Regions from separate parts of the Homo sapiens genome. Here region 2 is linked to region 1. A link is an interaction called in ENCODE POLR2A ChIA-PET data of the cell type or tissue named here. Cell type or tissue: A673. All regions are shown on one strand. Each heading gives the region's core, and the rest is flanking DNA. Links, peaks and the distances in the headings are about the cores only. Region 1 has its middle 47 kb from the start of NEDD4. Region 2 overlaps TCF12 (transcription factor 12).

The links. ChIA-PET counts read pairs that join two places held together with the same protein. Peaks named below come from ENCODE experiments on the same cell type or tissue, not always from the same donor. Only the 100,000 strongest peaks of a DNase experiment are listed, where the experiment ranks them.
Region 2: POLR2A ChIA-PET joins it to region 1 with 5 read pairs; 1 of 35 experiments calls an interaction of 5 or more read pairs at or near these places.

The regions. Positions count from the first base shown.
Region 1 is chr15:56,033,533-56,047,559 of GRCh38, reverse strand. No RefSeq gene overlaps it. Among named protein-coding and RNA genes, the nearest start is that of NEDD4, 47 kb to the right of the region's middle. RefSeq lists an enhancer at 6,195-7,394. In A673, for the core only: no CTCF peak of the experiment used is centred there; a DNase peak (open chromatin) is centred at 6,879; H3K27ac peaks cover 834 bases.
Region 2 is chr15:57,133,769-57,136,268 of GRCh38, reverse strand. The region is part of intron 5 of TCF12 (transcription factor 12); the gene reads right to left. Among named protein-coding and RNA genes, the nearest start is that of SNORD13D, 140 kb to the left of the region's middle. RefSeq lists an enhancer at 1,515-2,439. In A673, for the core only: no CTCF peak of the experiment used is centred there; a DNase peak (open chromatin) is centred at 1,238; H3K4me3 peaks cover 1,018 bases; H3K27ac peaks cover 1,103 bases.

The sequences.
Region 1 (14,027 bases), core at 5,899-8,398:
AGTCTGTATTGTTCCCTTCTCTATGGTTACCTTTTATAAAGCTAAACTGTGATCCTCTGATTTGGTTTAAACTCTCTTCAATTCTATGAAGCCTCAGAGCAGTGAGGAAGCTGTAGAAGAAAAGTTTAAGCCAGCAGAGGTTGGTTTATGAGGTTTAAGTAAAGAAGCCATCTCCATAGCATAAAAGTACAAGGTGAAGTGGCAGGTGCTGATGTAGAGGCTGCAGCAAATTATCCTGAATATCTAGCTAAAATCATTGATGAAAGTAGCCACACTAAACCACAGATTTTCAATGTATACAAAACAGCCTTCTCTTGGAAGAAGATGCCATTTGGACTTTCATAGCTAGAGAGGAGAAGTCAATGCCTGGCTTCAAAACTTCAAAGGACAGGGTGACCCTCTTGCTAGGGGCTAATGCAGTTGTTGACTTTAAGTTGAAGCCCATGCTCATTTACCATTCTGAAAACCCTAGAGCCCTTAAGAATTATGCTAAATCTACTCTGCCTGCACCCTATAAATAAAACAACAAAGACTGGATGACAGCATATCTGTTTACAGCATAGTTTACTGAATATTTTAAGCCCACTGTTGTGATCTACTGCTCAGAAAAAAAAAAAGATTATATTCAAAATATTACTGTTCATTGACAATGTACCTGGTCATCCAAGTGGTCTGATGGAGACATACAAGGAGATTCATGTTGTTTTCATGCCTGCTGAGACAAGATCCATCTTGCAGCCCATGGATCAAGGAGTAATTTTAACTTTCAAGTCTTACTATTTAAGAAATACATTTCACAAGGCTATAGCTGCCATAGATAGTGATTCCTCTGATGGATCTGGGAAATGTACGTAAATTGAAAACCTGCCGAGAAAGATTTGCCATTCTAGATGCCATTAAGAACATTTGTGATTCATAGAGAGGACATTAAAATTTCAACATTAACAGGAGCTTGGAGGAAGTGGATCTCAACCATCATGGATGACTTTGAAAGGTTCAAGTCTGCAGTAAAGAAAATAATTGCAGATGTGATAGAAATAGCAAGAGAACTAGAATTAGAAGTGGAGCCTGAAGATGTAACTTAATTATTCCAATTACATAATAAAACTTAAACAGATGAGTTGCTTCTTACAGAAGGACAAAAAAAGTGGTTTCTTGAGATGAAAGCTACTCCTGGTGAAGATGCTATGAACATTGCTGAACTGACAACAAAGGATTTAGATTATTCCGTAAACTTAGTTGATCAAGCAGGGCAGGATTTGAGAGGATTGACTCCAATTTTGAAAAATGTTCTACTGCAGGGAAAATGCTTTCAAACCGCATCACATGCTACAGAGAAATATTCATAAAAAGAGTCAATTGATGTGGCAAAGTTCACCGTTGTCTTATTTTAAAAAATTGCCCAGACACCCCATGCTTCGGTAACCATGACCCATCAGCGGCCATCAATGTCAAGGCAAGACCCTCCACCCACAAAAAGATTACAACTTGTTGAAGGTTTAGGTGATCATCAGCATTTTTTAGCAATATTTTAAAATTAAGGTATGTACTCTTTTAGGACAAAATGCTATTGCACGTTTAATAGAATATAGTATAGTGTAAACATAACTTTTACATACACTAGGGAATCAAAAAATACGTGTGACTCACTTTATTGTGATAGTCACTTTATTGTAGCAGTCTGGATATATACAAATATCTGGATATTCCAGATACCTGGAATATCTTCAAGGTCATGCCTCTAAATTTATGTTTATTATAAGCTACTCAGTTTGTGGTTTTCTATTATAGCAGTAGAAAATGGACTAAAACAAGCCTTTCCATTAAATTATTTCTTTGTAGACAGTGTCTGCCCTCAATAGCAAATGCCATCATCCAATACATAAACAACTAGAGTATAATTTTATGAGATAAAAAATGTAAGGTCAAAATCTCTAAATACTATCCCAGAACACTTTTAGAGACAAGCTGACGCATTGTTTTGCTTTGAAATTATTGCTGATGATACAGTTTTGTTTTTACCTGTTATATTTCTTCAGGAATACTGTCATGACTTTCAACATATTTGATGAGCCACTTCCCTACTGTTAGGTCTTACAGAGCCAATGTGGAAAGATGGATGTTAGACAAAGTCACGGTTTCAAGACTTTATCAAAATTGCTAGACCTGGAGATTTCCTCATGACATTTAGTTATTTCTTCTGGTTTAAGATCATTTATAGTCTGGATCTTATTAAAGAGAATCACTACTTGAACTGGGAAATCACTTTTATAGGGAAAGACAAGAATGTATTAGTCATTGAACTAAAACTTGTTTTGGTAAATTTATGAGGAAGTGGAATACCTTTAAGACTTTCTTTGCTTAGCAGCTTGTTTCTTCAGATCTCCACTTAGGTCATAATATTTAGTTACTTCTTTAGAAGAAGACTCTAGAGAGAACTCCGTGTTGCCTCAAAGGAGTCTTTAAATAATCCATATTACTCTTTCTACTGAATAATCAGATAATTAAGCCTGACCTATATCTCCTGACCAGGCAGATTTTCTCTATTTAATATCTGTAACTGGTCTTGATTTCTGCCAGGGGCATTAACTAATATTGATGAACAGATAATTTGTTTTAAAAATAGGTTTAAAGAGTCTTTTCACCGTGCATAATTAATGAGGAAGTTATTTTTTGTTTGTGGGGTATTCCACAGTTTATCTCCTCAGAATACATCTCAACAACATTCTTAAATAACGAAGCACTTGCTTTTCAATTTCTGGAAAGGTAATAGCCATTTACTGCAAAGGTATCCCAGCTCATATACAGAGAGTGATGCGTCTACAGAAAGACAGCCTTCCCACTTCCCTTCTGGGGTTCTAATGTCTTCCTGGAATTTCCTCCCTGGAAATCTCTGTTTTCCCTGAAAGAGTTAACTTTCAGGAAGCATCCTGAAAGAAAACAATATGGTTCCTTTTGGAAGGGAACAGAGTTATTTATGACATGTTTAAAGTATGCAACCTCTAAAGTATTAATTGAAAAGTCAATAATCTAACGTACTACTATCACGTCACTTTCAAAGTAATAACTCGTCCATAATGTTTTAAAAACTCATATAACCATCAAAAGTATGTAATAAAACACAGTATTCCTCTGCTTTCTTCATCTTCTTGTTCTGCTCCTTAGAGGTAACTATTTTCAATTTTGTCATGTTCTAGCATTTACCCTCATATTTCTAAATATGCAACTTTGCTATTTATTCACCAATTTTAGAAATTATCCAAGTTATCTATTATCATGGTAGAGGAGGAGTTACACTCCCTTAGCTTCCCCAATCCATCCTTCCAATGCAGTTTTTTCATAAATTTTGGTAAATTCATTTTCAGTGTTTTTCATTGCTATGACTGTATATATATTTACATCTAAATCAAGAAGTGTGAATGAATAGTACACTCCAGGGAAATCAGGTGGCCAGCTGGCTTTTTCTTCATGTAGCCCCAAAGGTCAATGCGTTACTGGTCGAGGGTGTCCAGGTTCTTGGCATCTTCCACAAAGAATTGGACACAATGCACAAACAAAGCAAGAAAAGAATGAAGCAGCAAAACCAGAGATTTACTGAAAACGAAAGTACACTCCACAGAGATGGAGCGTCCCAAGCACAGGAGCTGAAGAGCCTAGTTACATAATTTTCTGGGTTTAAATATTCACTAGAGGTTTTCCATTGGCCACTTGGTGTATACCTCATGCAAATGAAGTAGTGGCCCACATCAGTCTGATTGGTTGCAGAAAGCAATCAATCAAAGGCTGAAGTGAAGTTAAACGGTTACACTCTATGCAAACATCTGATTGGTTGTGGAAAACAACCAATCACAGGCTAAAGTGAAGTTACAAAGTTATACTTCTATGCAAATGAAGACTTGGCTACCAATCAGTCTGATTGTGGAAAGCAACCAATCAGAAGTATTTTAAATTTTCCATCTGCCATGCAGGAAAGAGGGGGTGGTTTGCAAAGGGAGTAGCCTGTGGTCTCTTTGTTACTTAGATGTGGAAAGTCGGGGTTTTCCTTTTGATACAGTTCTAGGAAGTCAGTGGGAATTGGCCTTAGGTTCCCTACCTCCAGACCCTATTTTCTTGCGTCAAATGTCTCTAGAGAGACGCTGTATTTTTTCTGAGGTGGTTCATCTCCCCACATCCTGCTTGTGGTTGTATGATTGGTTATTGTTATTCTGAAATTCAGTAGGGGAACTTGAAAAAGGCTTTACAATTTCAAATGCAGATCACTGACTCTGTTTCAAATGGGTCATCTCATCTTCACTCTTCTCTATTCCTAGTTCAGTTTCAAAGTATCTCCTCCACTACTAGTACTGGGAAGACGTAGGACCTGACTCCTTACAGTGTGGATAGTAACCTGGGAATCTAACTGTTGCTTATACAGGCTTTCAAACAGTCCCTCGACTTTGCTTTTTACACACTGTGGCACCAAACCTTTATAGACTCCAATGGGGATGACACCAGGTTCAAGAGGCCAAAGAAGAGACCCAGAGCCAGCAAACAAGACATGGGGTTGTACTGGGGGCTAAACACAGGGGAGAGCCCAGTGGTGGTGGGCGGAACAGGAGAACCCCACGACCCAGGGGCAGTAGGCTGAGCAGAAGAATCACAACCACTTGCAAAAAGCATGCAGGTTTTACAGCATTTTCACTTAGCCCCTGCCTCCTAATAAGCTCCACCTGGAAACTTGCATTTAAACCAAAACAAATGGCCTCAATCCTCTGTACAGCTCACATTCCACAGGACAGGATGGGGCCTAGATGTTCCTTATAGATAAGGAATGAATCTCTGCGTTGTCCTCTCCCACATTCCTTAGCTTGGAACTCTGAACCGCATTCAGGTGCACCTGCTATACAGGGTCATTCTCAGGGTATGCGTAAATTATTGCTATCAGGTGCATTTAACACACATACACACAAACACAGAGACACACACACACACACACACATTGACACACACAACCCTACCTTCTGAGATACTTGGCACTTCCAATTCATGAGCATTTTCAGGATTCTGTGGGACGAATCAGCTAATTCCTATTAGTATCCTCATTTATGGGTACTCTTAAATTGTTAAGTCTACTGATTACATTTAAAATGTACTGGGTAGAGGGAGAGGTGGGAGAAATAGGAATTTATCTTCAAATAAGCAATAAAGCATCAATTGTGTTGGGTTCATTGCATATCTGTGATTATAAATAGACTTTTAATTTGTCTATAGAGTTCTGTCTATCCTCCATGAGCTTGGCGTGACAAGTCTGGTTTTGTTTTGTTTTGTTTACCTTGACAGATAAGAAAGGAATCTTGAAGCAGCACTTGCCTTGTGTCAGGGGATTTAACAGGACAGGTCTGGGCCCCTGAACTACAGGTGATGTTAAAGAACCATGACTTTAATCTTTAAAATATTCTACAATTGCAGGAACATGTGAGAGCAAGAGTTGAACTCTGTGTCTCAAAAGTAACAAAAGGTCTCACATTTCATCCCTGGCCAGAAGGAGTTAGAAATGCCTGTTCTGGGCACCTTGCATCCAGGCAGTAAGTTTGAACCATCAATCTGTACTGGATCTGTGTTTCTTCCCTTCATGGTGTGGTTGGGATTGGTGTAGCTGTCAGGTGGAACTGTTACACCAAAATGTCCAGGGCTTAATGGAATCCATCATTAATATGGTCTCAAAGATTTTTACATATTTATAGTTTTCTCCATTCCTACATGATGACAGAATGTGAAGGATGTATTCACTTTTTGTGTCACAGCTAAAGATAATTATCAAGCTAATATATTCCTTGCCTGTTTATTTTTTCTTTAAAGAAAGGGTCTCGATCTGCTGCCCAGGATGGAGTGCAGTAGTACAATCATAGCTCACTGCAGCCTCAAACTCCTGGCTCAAGAGATCCTGCCACCTCAGCCTCTCAAGTAGCTGGGACTATAGGCATGCATCACCACACCCAGCTAATTTTTTTAAATTTTTTGTAGAGATGGGGTCTTGCTATGTCGTTGCCTAAGCTGATCTTGAACTCCTGGCCTCAAGCAATCCTTCTACCTTGGTCTATTTATATAAATATTGGTATTATATCCAGAACAAAATAATGGGGTATAAAAATGATTAAGACTTGACCATTTGCTATTATCTGAAAATAATCTTAACACACTAAATAATAAATAACTATATCCCACTCCTTAAATCCTAAAAAGCAGGGGTAGGGGAATCTTAAGTGGTGACCCTTTTCTGGTAAAACACTAAAAACCATCTTAAAATACTAAGAAAAATCTGAAACAATAGTAGAAAAATAAAAAATTCTACATATAATTTAAAGAAAGTTCTGATATGGAGGTTAAAACTGGATGACAGAGCCATTGACCACACTGAGGTGGCAACATCTTCAGTCACAGCTCACAGCAGTCGTGGGCTTTCCACGAGTGGGACTCCCTGGAAAACTTACACACAATCTGATCACTAAAAGCAAAGATCCTCAGGTATACATCTCAAAGAGAAGAGCCTTACATTTTCTCCTGTGTGACCTAAAGCAATGACATGGGATTTTTGCACCTCAGTTGCCTTATCTGAAAAAAATGGGATGCCTGCCTCCTAGGATTGTTTGACAATTAAGAGTAAAACTCTTAGATGAGTGCACAGCACAGTTTAACTGTTACCAATTAGTATTATTACCTCACACCTAAGGAAAGAAGGAAATAGACAAATGGGAAAAAAAAGGTGGGGGTGGTTAGAATTAGCTAAAGGTGATGCCCTAATCAAACAGCCCAGGGTCTCTCCCTTCTGGTCCTAAATTGTATTTCAATTCAGGAAATTCCAGGATTGCATCAGCCGAATGAGGTAACTGGCTTGTCATCTGAACACTTTGCCAGCACGTGATGCTATTATGTGAGCCCGCTGTTCCAACGTGAGTCACACATGTGAGCTGCAGCCACTTCTGCAGATGGAATAAAGTGTGTCAAGGTACAAGAACTGTACTTTCTCCTTTTTTTCTCACCTTGAACCTGAAAATCATGTGGGATTAATTTCCTAAGTATTTGCTCTACAGTTAACTCCAAATTATCCATGCTAGTGGAGGGAAAGAAAGACACAGATGGACATGAACAGTGACTGCTTCAAAAATGCCTTATAACTTGTGACTTTTGTAGTTAGAATTCTATATTGAGAATTGGTACCTAAATGTTCTGGAAACAAAACTTGAAGCAAAGTAAGTCTTGCTCGCCAGGCACGGTGACTCATGCCTGTAATCCCAGCACTTTGGGATAATGAGGCAGGTGGATGGCCTGAGCCCAGGAGTTCGAGACCATACTGGGCAAAATGGTGAAACCCTATCTCTACCAAAGAGATTTTTTTAAAAATTAGCTAGGCGTGGTGGCACATGCCTGTGGTCCTGGCTATTCAGGAGGCTGAGGTGGGAGGATCACTTGAGCTTGGGAGGTCAGGACTGCAGTGAGCCATGATAGTGCCACTGCACTCCAGCCTGGCCAACAGACTGAGACTGTCTCAAAAAAAATTAAATTAAAAAAATTTAAAATTAAAGTAAGTCTTGCTAGAAGACTGACCCCAGACAAACCAGAAAATTCATCCCAGACTTCATTCCATAACCTAGTACAAAACCATGCTGTTTTTCTCTTCTGAGGCAAGAGGAGCCATAGCATCTGATGGGGGACATTATCAGCCTAACTTGCATGGTTGCATTCTCATGCACTTCATGGGGAGAAGGAAGATAGTTAATCATTCCTGACAGCTGAATATAATTGTGACTAGAGCCTCAGTCTCTTTATCATTCTGAAGGTGGTATGCAATAGAAAGAAATAACAAAGAAAATGATGATATCACCTGAGAGTTTAAGTTATTTTTTAAAATTCATGAATAGTATAGTTTATGCAATACGTAGAAATCAGCTCTTCAGTAGACTGACCCTGGGAAAACTGGTTGGAGTTTTTTTGTTTTGTTTTGTTTACAAGGGTGGAGACAGCAAGGAAGGAAGGGAGAGAGAAATATCAGACTTACAATCAATGATACACACACACACACACACACACACACACACACACACACCAGTTTTATTGAGTTGTAATTACTTTTTGAGACAGGGCTGGAGTGCAGTGGCATGATTACAGCTCACTGCAGCCTTGAACTCCTGTTCTTAAGCAATCCTCCTGCCTCAGCCTGCAAAGTGCTGGAATTATAGGCATGAGCCACCATGCCTGGAGAGCTGTAATATTTTTTAGTGAACTCTACTATGTGGTAAAACTCTAAATCATGATTTTCAGTAAAGCCCACTGAAGCCAGTTCACCTACGAGATACTTTCTACAAAGTTTAACTCTTCAAGTATGCACACACTTTTTTAATGTATGAATTTAGAAATGATTGCCTAAACATTTTGTTTCTAAAATACAAGATGATGCACATATTCCATTTCATTATTTCTTTCTGCAGAACATAAATTCATGGTGAACGGAACCATAATGAATTATTTAGCCAAGCCAGTATTTTTGACTTGAGCTAAGATGACTGATATGGTTTGGCTCTATGTCACCACCAAAATCTCATGATGAATTGTAATCCCCAGTGTTGGGGGAAGGTGGGAGGTGATTGGATCATGGAGGTGGATTTCCCCCTTACTGTTCTCATGACAGTCAGTGAGTTCTCACGAGATCTGGATGTTTAAAAGTGTGTAGCACTTCCACCTTAGCACTTTCTCTCTCTCTTCCACCATGTGAAGATGTGCCTGCTTCCGCCATGACTGTAAGTTTCCTGAGGCCTCCCTAGCCATGCTTCCTGTATAGCCTGTGGAATGGTGAGTCAAGTCACTCTCTTTTCTTCGTAAATTACCCAGCCTCAAGTAGTTCTTTTTAGCAGTGTGAGAACAAACTAATACAATGACCATATTATCTCTAAGTACACACTTTGCTGTTGTCAGCCACAGAAATAAAACCAGGTTTAGGATGGAAGTCCCTGTTGGCACTCAGAAGCCATCTGAAGGCCAGTTTTCATTTTTTCTCTGCATTTTCAGCCTGTACAGCCTTTTCATTTTTTCAAAAAAGAGAAATATATGATAATGGTTGAAAACAGACTGCAAATATGTAATTCACTCTTCAGAAATAACTGTGTGTAAACTTTTATATTTTAATGCACATGTATAATTTGTTAATAAATGTAATCTGATAAAATAAAAACTTCAGGCAAATTAAATTTAAAGGAGTTTGAGCAATAAATGATTCATGAATCAGGCAGTCCCCAGAATCACAGCAGATTCATAGAGTTTCCAGTACAGCCACGTGGTGGAAGATTTATAGATTAAAAAACAGGAAGTGATGTACAGAAATTGGAAGTGAGGTACAGAAACAGCTGGATTGGTTACAGCTCGACATTTGCCTTACGTGAACACAGTTTGAACACTCAGCAGTGTATGAGTGGTTGAAGTATGGCTGTTGGGATTGGCCAAGACTCAGCTCTTGTTACAGGCACATGCTCCTAAGTTAGGTTTTCAATCTTGTCTACCTATTAAGTTAGATTACAGTTTGTCCACAAGGACTCAAATATAGAAGTACAGAGTCCTTCTCAGGCCATTTTTAGCTCAATTTAACAAATCATAATCAACAAATTAAGTAACCTAATTTTTTCACTTGCAGTGTATCATGGGCATCTTTCTTGTTAGAGCTGATAGAAACATCTCGCATATTAAGGGTTGAGTGGTTCTCAAACTTGACTGCACATTAGAATTACCTGGGGCACTTTAAAACAGTGCAAATACTGGGCCTCATTCTCAAACAGATAATCAGAACCTCTGAGGGTGGATCCTGGAATTACGAGTTTTTTAAGTGTTTCTGGATTCACAAGTGCAGTCAGGGTTGAGAATCACTTATCAATCTGATTATTTTTTAATCTGCATAGTATTATGCATGTATCATATTAACCCTCTCCTACTGATGGACACTTAAGTGGTTTTGAATTTTTCTACTACATGCAGTGCTGCAATTAACATTATTTTATATACATCTTTGCTTATTTGGCCTTAGGATAAATTCCCAAATGTGGAATATGCATATTTAAAATATTAATACATGTTACCAGATTCTTTTCCAGAATGATATATCCCAAAGTACCAGCCAACCAACTTTCCTACCCTGGGAATTGATATTTTTCATTTTTGTCAGTTTGGTGGATTGAAAACAATCCTCTTTCATTTGAATTTCTTTGCTTATTAGTGAGGTTGAGAAACTTATGAGCCATTATTCTGTCTCCTAAATTAACTCTAAATAGAGTCAAGTACAGACTAAAGTGAAAGTTCTAACTGGATTATTTATTTAGCAGGTAGAAGTTGGGGAGAACAGTAGCTCCAAAGAATCATGAAATTATAGTGTTGAAAGAAAACTTAGAGATATCTAGTTTAATTCTGAGTAATGTCGTGACTTGATTATTTTCCCATCCAAAGGTGAATGTTACTAACACTAGAAAATTCAGATGAAACAATAGTGAGGTGAGGAAAAGATATGGCAAAGGGGGAGAAAACCTAAACTGGGTAGGAAAGAAGATGAGAGCAAAGGAGAGGCTGGTACACAGAAAATAGAGAGAAAAGGTGAGTACTATCCTGTGGGTGACTACTGGGTAGGTCCTGCCAAGAAAGCAGGTGAGCCAGGTCTGTGTAGACAAGGGCAAGGGCCACGGGGACAAAACCATGGATAGGAGAGCGGCTTCTCTAGATCAGGGCAGCTGGACACTGCTGCCAGCAACAAACCAGCTGGAAGCTGTTTCCAGACAGACAGACCCGTGTTGGTGTACTGAGGAGAAGCCATGCGAGCACATCCCCCAACACAGGCTGAGGGCTCAAGTTCTCAGATAGGGGAGGTACAAGACAGCAGCCAACAGTAATTTTTTAAAAATGAAATCCAACCAGTACTGCTAGGTGTAGGGTGATGATTTCTGGTAGGTGTATGTTTGGAGCCAGAGAGAGGAGTCGCCTCATAGATATATTAATCAGAACTGATTCTCAGGACAGTCTGGCATCTCCTCTTTTTAAAGACTATCATATCACCATGGTGAAATTCTGGACTTTGGTGGGTATTTGAAGCTGTCCATTTCAGTTTTATAACCTAGACATGGACTCCTCCCTCCTGAACTTTAATAATATAGATGCTCCTGTGCCCACTTTGAGTTGATGGTATACTGAGCCTAATCATCTTCTTACTCTTACTTGATCACTGATAGAGAAGTGGATGCTTCCACCAAGGAAAAGTCTGTTACTCTAGAGTATGAGGACAGAGGTATAAAACCACTGTTCTTAAATGACATGGTTAATGCCCACAGTGCACTTAGTTCTTCTAGAATTATTTGCCCCACCCAATCATAGTGAAACCAGCAGTGTTGAGAGTGGGGAGCAGCCCCCAGTAGCCAGGTGGTGCTGGGTGAGAGGGATGGTGATGCCATCTTCCATGCTGACCTCTGATAGGTGGGCAGACATGCAGCTCACCTCTAAGCCAGCTATAAACCCCTACTGGTGAGGCAGGAGCAGGAGCTAAGGTAACTGCGGGGACCACCACACAGCCTACATCTTCACAAAATGCCTTCAGCATTTGCTCAATCCTGGGAGTGGCTTTGAATACTATTTTAGGGTAAACACACCTGACAGCAATAACTTGAGCATACCCTGAGACCGACCCTGCATGGCACATACACCTGCCTGTGTGCTCCTAGCTAGGGAATCCAGGAGTGGCCAACCCAGAGATTCATTCATTGTCTAGGAGGAACATCTAGGCCTCCATCCCATCCCAAGGAGCACAGGCCATGCAGTGGATTAAGGCCCTAAGTTTTGGGTTAAATGAAGATTGCCAGGTGGAGATTGTTAAGGGGAGGGTATTAAATGAAAATGCTATGTAAACTGCATGGTGTTTGCAGGCAGTTGTGATTTTCCTGCTCAGCCTGCTGCCACTGGGCTGTGCAGTTATCTGGACTATCCCACCACCACCGGGCTCTTTCCCCTGTATGGAAGCCCCTAATAGAAACCCCATGCTGGTTCTGGGTCTCTTCTTTGGTCTCTGGAACCTGGTGCCTTCCCTACTGAGGTTAATAGGGGTTTGGCACAACAACTATGGAGGCTGAATCATGGGTTGCTGGGTGTTGTCAACGCTCTGCAGCCAAGGACCCCCAGGAACACCCCTGCAGCTGAACAATTGGGTTTAGTGCTCCAAGCAACAGGGGAGACCATACACCCTGGGGTATGCCTCTGTCACCATGGGGTGTTTAAAAGACTTTCTATAGGATTTGGGCTCTTGCTAGGCAATTGTAGAGTTTAGGGGAGTAGGAGTTTGCTCTGGACTGGAGGCTGTCAGGAGACAGAGGTAATTCCATGATTGGGCATCTTAATGAATCTCATCTAGAAGGAGGGAAGACTAGAGTAAATCTAAATTGATCATTGGTAAAGCAGCAGTAGGCACTCATATTAGCCAGGTTAGGGGCTTGTTTGGTCATTTTTGTGGCTAGGAAAACATCCATGTTTTGTCCATGTTCAAACCTGATCACAAAGTGGTCTCGTTTCTCTCTTGATTCATCCTGGTTCTCGGATGGCCTTACTGGTGTTCTGTGAAATGATTTATGTTCAGCAGGAAAATGCCTAGGCCTGACTGTGGGTGCCAGGGCAGCTCCTGAGTGTCAGGGGCTTCTTATCTCTTTCTCATAGTCAAATTTGGGGGAGGAACAGAGCTCTTAAAGATCACAGGGGCAAATGAGAACAAGACTTTGGCTGGAAGGAGTGTAAGAGAGCCCAGCAGTCGGGGAGGATGGCAGAAAGCCACAGACAGTAAGCTGGTCTGAGGTCTCACACAAACCAGAGCTCTGAGGTCTCACACAAACCAGGAGAGCACTGGTGAGGGACAGCTACTGAGAAAATCAGATGGAAACAGGAAAGGATGAGTTCTTAGGCAGAGATACTACTAGAAACCAGGCTGCTTAGTATAGCAGAATGGGGGCAATCAGTTCAATATGTTTGTACCATTGATGTGAAGATGGGACTCGTGTCTCTTTGCTGATCTGTCACATCCAAGAAGGTGCAGACTGAAAGCCACTGAATGCTTCAAAGATACAATTTTTATTACTTGACCAGCCACAAAATGTTCTTCACTGACCAGCACATTAATTCTCAAGTAGGTGTAACCCTCAGACCAGAAAATAAAACTGAATGGTAGTACCTAGGGTAGGGTTGGCAAATTTAGGAAAATTATTGGAGATCTCTAGTTTACTCTGAATTTCAGATAAACTTCAAATATGTAATACTTGAAAATACTTATTATTAAAATATACTATTTATCTGAAATTCAAATTTAACTGTTCTATATTTTATGTGGCAGCCCTAATCTAAGTAGGTATTTTTAAATTTCTATGGATGTATTTATTTATTTATTTATTTTTTTGAGACAAGGTCTCACTCTGTTACCCAGGCAATGGTGGGATCTCGGCCCATTGCAACCTCCGCCTCCCACGTTCAAGTGATTCTCCTGCCTCAGCCTCCCGAGTAGCTGGATTACAGGTGCCCACCACCATGCCCAGCTAATTTTTGTATTTTTAGTAGAGATGGGGTTTCACCATGTTGGCCAGGCTGGTCTTGAACTCCCGACCTAAGGTGATCTGCCTGCCTCAGCCTCCCAAAGTGCTGGGATTACAGGCGAGAGCCACCGTGCCCAGCCAAGCCCTAACCTAAGTAGGTTTGAAACACAAAATAATTGAGCCTAGAGGAGAGATAGTCTTAGGCCAGTGAAACAAGTTACATGTGCACCAAGATACGTGACCACAAGATAAGGGGTCCTAATGGAGCCTGTTCATGCCAGTCATCTATTAACAGAATGGTGTTCTCTGAGGACATGGGAATCTTCAACCCAGTAAAGCTGGTCAGGATTGTTAGCATCATTACTCAAACTCTCTTGATGCTTTCCAAGCTTTCTATCCATACATTATTCTGATTCTCATTTTTTTCCTTTGCTTATCAAATTTATTTTAAACAATCCA
Region 2 (2,500 bases), core at 1-2,500, 1.1 Mb before region 1:
TTCTGTGTATGTCCTAGGTACTCAAAATAAACTTGCAAAGATGTCAGCAATTTTTAGTGTTTAGAAGCTGCAAGGGATAGCTGTCTTTATCTACTGTGCTCAGAGACAGCACATTACCTAATGTATCAAGGATACTGCAGATCAATAGTATAGATCAATGATTTTATTTAGACAAATTATAGATTTCCACATAATTTAATTGATGACATAAGCTCTATATTCCACCTAAACACAGAGTGGAAGATAAATGAAGATCTAAATTATTTAAAAAGAAAGTGAAAATAACCAAGTCAGCTAGTTTTTTTTAGCATTACAAGCCCATTTCATGAAAAAAAAAAAATCCAGATTTTTTCCCCCTCTAACACAGCTAGAATAGATGTCAGTTCTTAACAACAATGTATTTAAGCATTCTAGGTAACTAGCCTTTGGTTACATGATCATTCTGCCAAAGTGGCTTTTAGTTTTCTTATTCCCACCAGATAAATTAAGAGTAACTTTCACAGGGATACATATAAAACCAAGAAGCCAACAGTCAGCAACTTTATTACTGCTTGGCGAAATAACAAACCTTTTCTTCTATTATATGTGATATACTGCAGTTAAAGAAAAACTGGATACTTTTTTAAAAAGCTTTTCTATCTCAAATCTTACAAATCCAATTCATCTCAGAGAGGGCTACTATTTAATAAGCATTACTAAAATAATTTCATAATTGACACTGCTTGATCATTTATGTCTACAAACCTGAAACACCTTTAAGGTTGATACAGACAACTTTCTAATCTTGAGAGGAAAATTCATTTTGGATACTACCGTAAAGACAAAAGCAGTATCAGCTTATATACACCATGACTTTAATGTGCTAAATATACAAAAATAGTCTCTTTCATAGCATTTTACCAAAAAAACTGCTCAGAATACATGTTTTCATTTGAACAATTTTCCCTTCGTTTACTTTTTAATATTTTGATTCTTTTAAAAAAAGTTCTTTTTCCAATTACAGGAAGGAAATAAAAATAAATGCAACTCTTTTATGTAAAGTAAATCCATCTGGATGTTTGTTGCATCCCATACTACAAACCTGTGATCCCCAACCAGAATGAGTTATAGTAAAGCTGCAGGCAAAATTGTCTCCATATACCACAATCCATTATCCCTGTCAAGTTAATGTTCCATGTTGAGCCATATGGCATGGGTACACATTCAACAAAGGAAATTCCTTAAACTTGTTATAATCAGCACTTGCAGTCATCCAAAAAACTGACATAAACAGCTTTATTGTGTTTAGAGCATTTCAGTTAATATCCATGACAAAAACAGGAAACAGTACAGGAAAAGGAGGAGGAATGTGGGGGTGCACAGCTATTCAAAAAAAAAAAAACACAAAAACCCTCAAACTGTACATTTTATAATTAGATTTTTTTCCCTAAGCAAGTGATTTTCAATTACAGTAAGCTCCAACCTCTTGACAGTGATCCACTGGGCAAGATTTAAGAGAGAGGAAAAAAAAAATTAATGGCATCAGTTTTCCATGGTATGAGCAAATTTAAATCTTGAAGTCTTAATTGTATCTGATTCATATAAGCCATTTCTGGCAAAATAATGAATGATTTGAATTTTCATGTTTGTTTTCTTTCTACAGTTGTCTCATAATTGCTAAAATCTAATGGTGCTTCATTAAAAAAATAAGGCAATTTAAATAAAGAATCTTTATATGCATTAAGTGTAGGTCACAGATGAATCAAGGGCTCCCAGAAGCCTTTCGTACCTGGCACAGCCCTGCACATCAAATTCCAGTCAAGGTACAAGTAGAGCAGAACTTCATTTCAGCCCCCGCAGTGACAACAATAAAATGCTGAGAAAACACACTATCAAATACTGAACTCAGCATCAATTTCTGTTAATTACAGCCTTGTCAGCAACGTGATTATTCAAACAACTCATGCAAATGTTAATGAGGCCTTATTTGCATATTTATTTTTTCCTTTGTTGAAATGTCATTGATTATTACATTCTACTATGATGAATGTGGTTGATGATGTGCTCTGATATGTAATTAGTCATTAGGTGGAATGAATAGATCAATTATGAAAAAGGACTAAGATTAAGAAATATCAAACAAGACCGCCCAATATAACTATAGAATCTTTTAAAAAAAGAACCTAATAAATAATTTCTTGACATTTAAACTGCAACATCAGTAGTTTTCAATAAATAAACCACCACTCTTGTGAGGTTAAGTGAAAGCTTAAAAATACATCAGTACTCTGATAATCCAATTATGATCACAGAAACTATCTTTTAAAAAATTGCAAATCACTTCAAGTGGCATATCAAAACAACAAACAGCAAAAAAGAACAGATTTTGCTTTAAACTTGCACAAATTAGAAATACAGAAAGCGTAATCTATTATGAAGAGGAGGTAAAAATAGGTAAAAAGAGAAAAGCACATAACATCCTAGACAGAAGGAGTAGGAACCTGATGGAGAATGACTACCT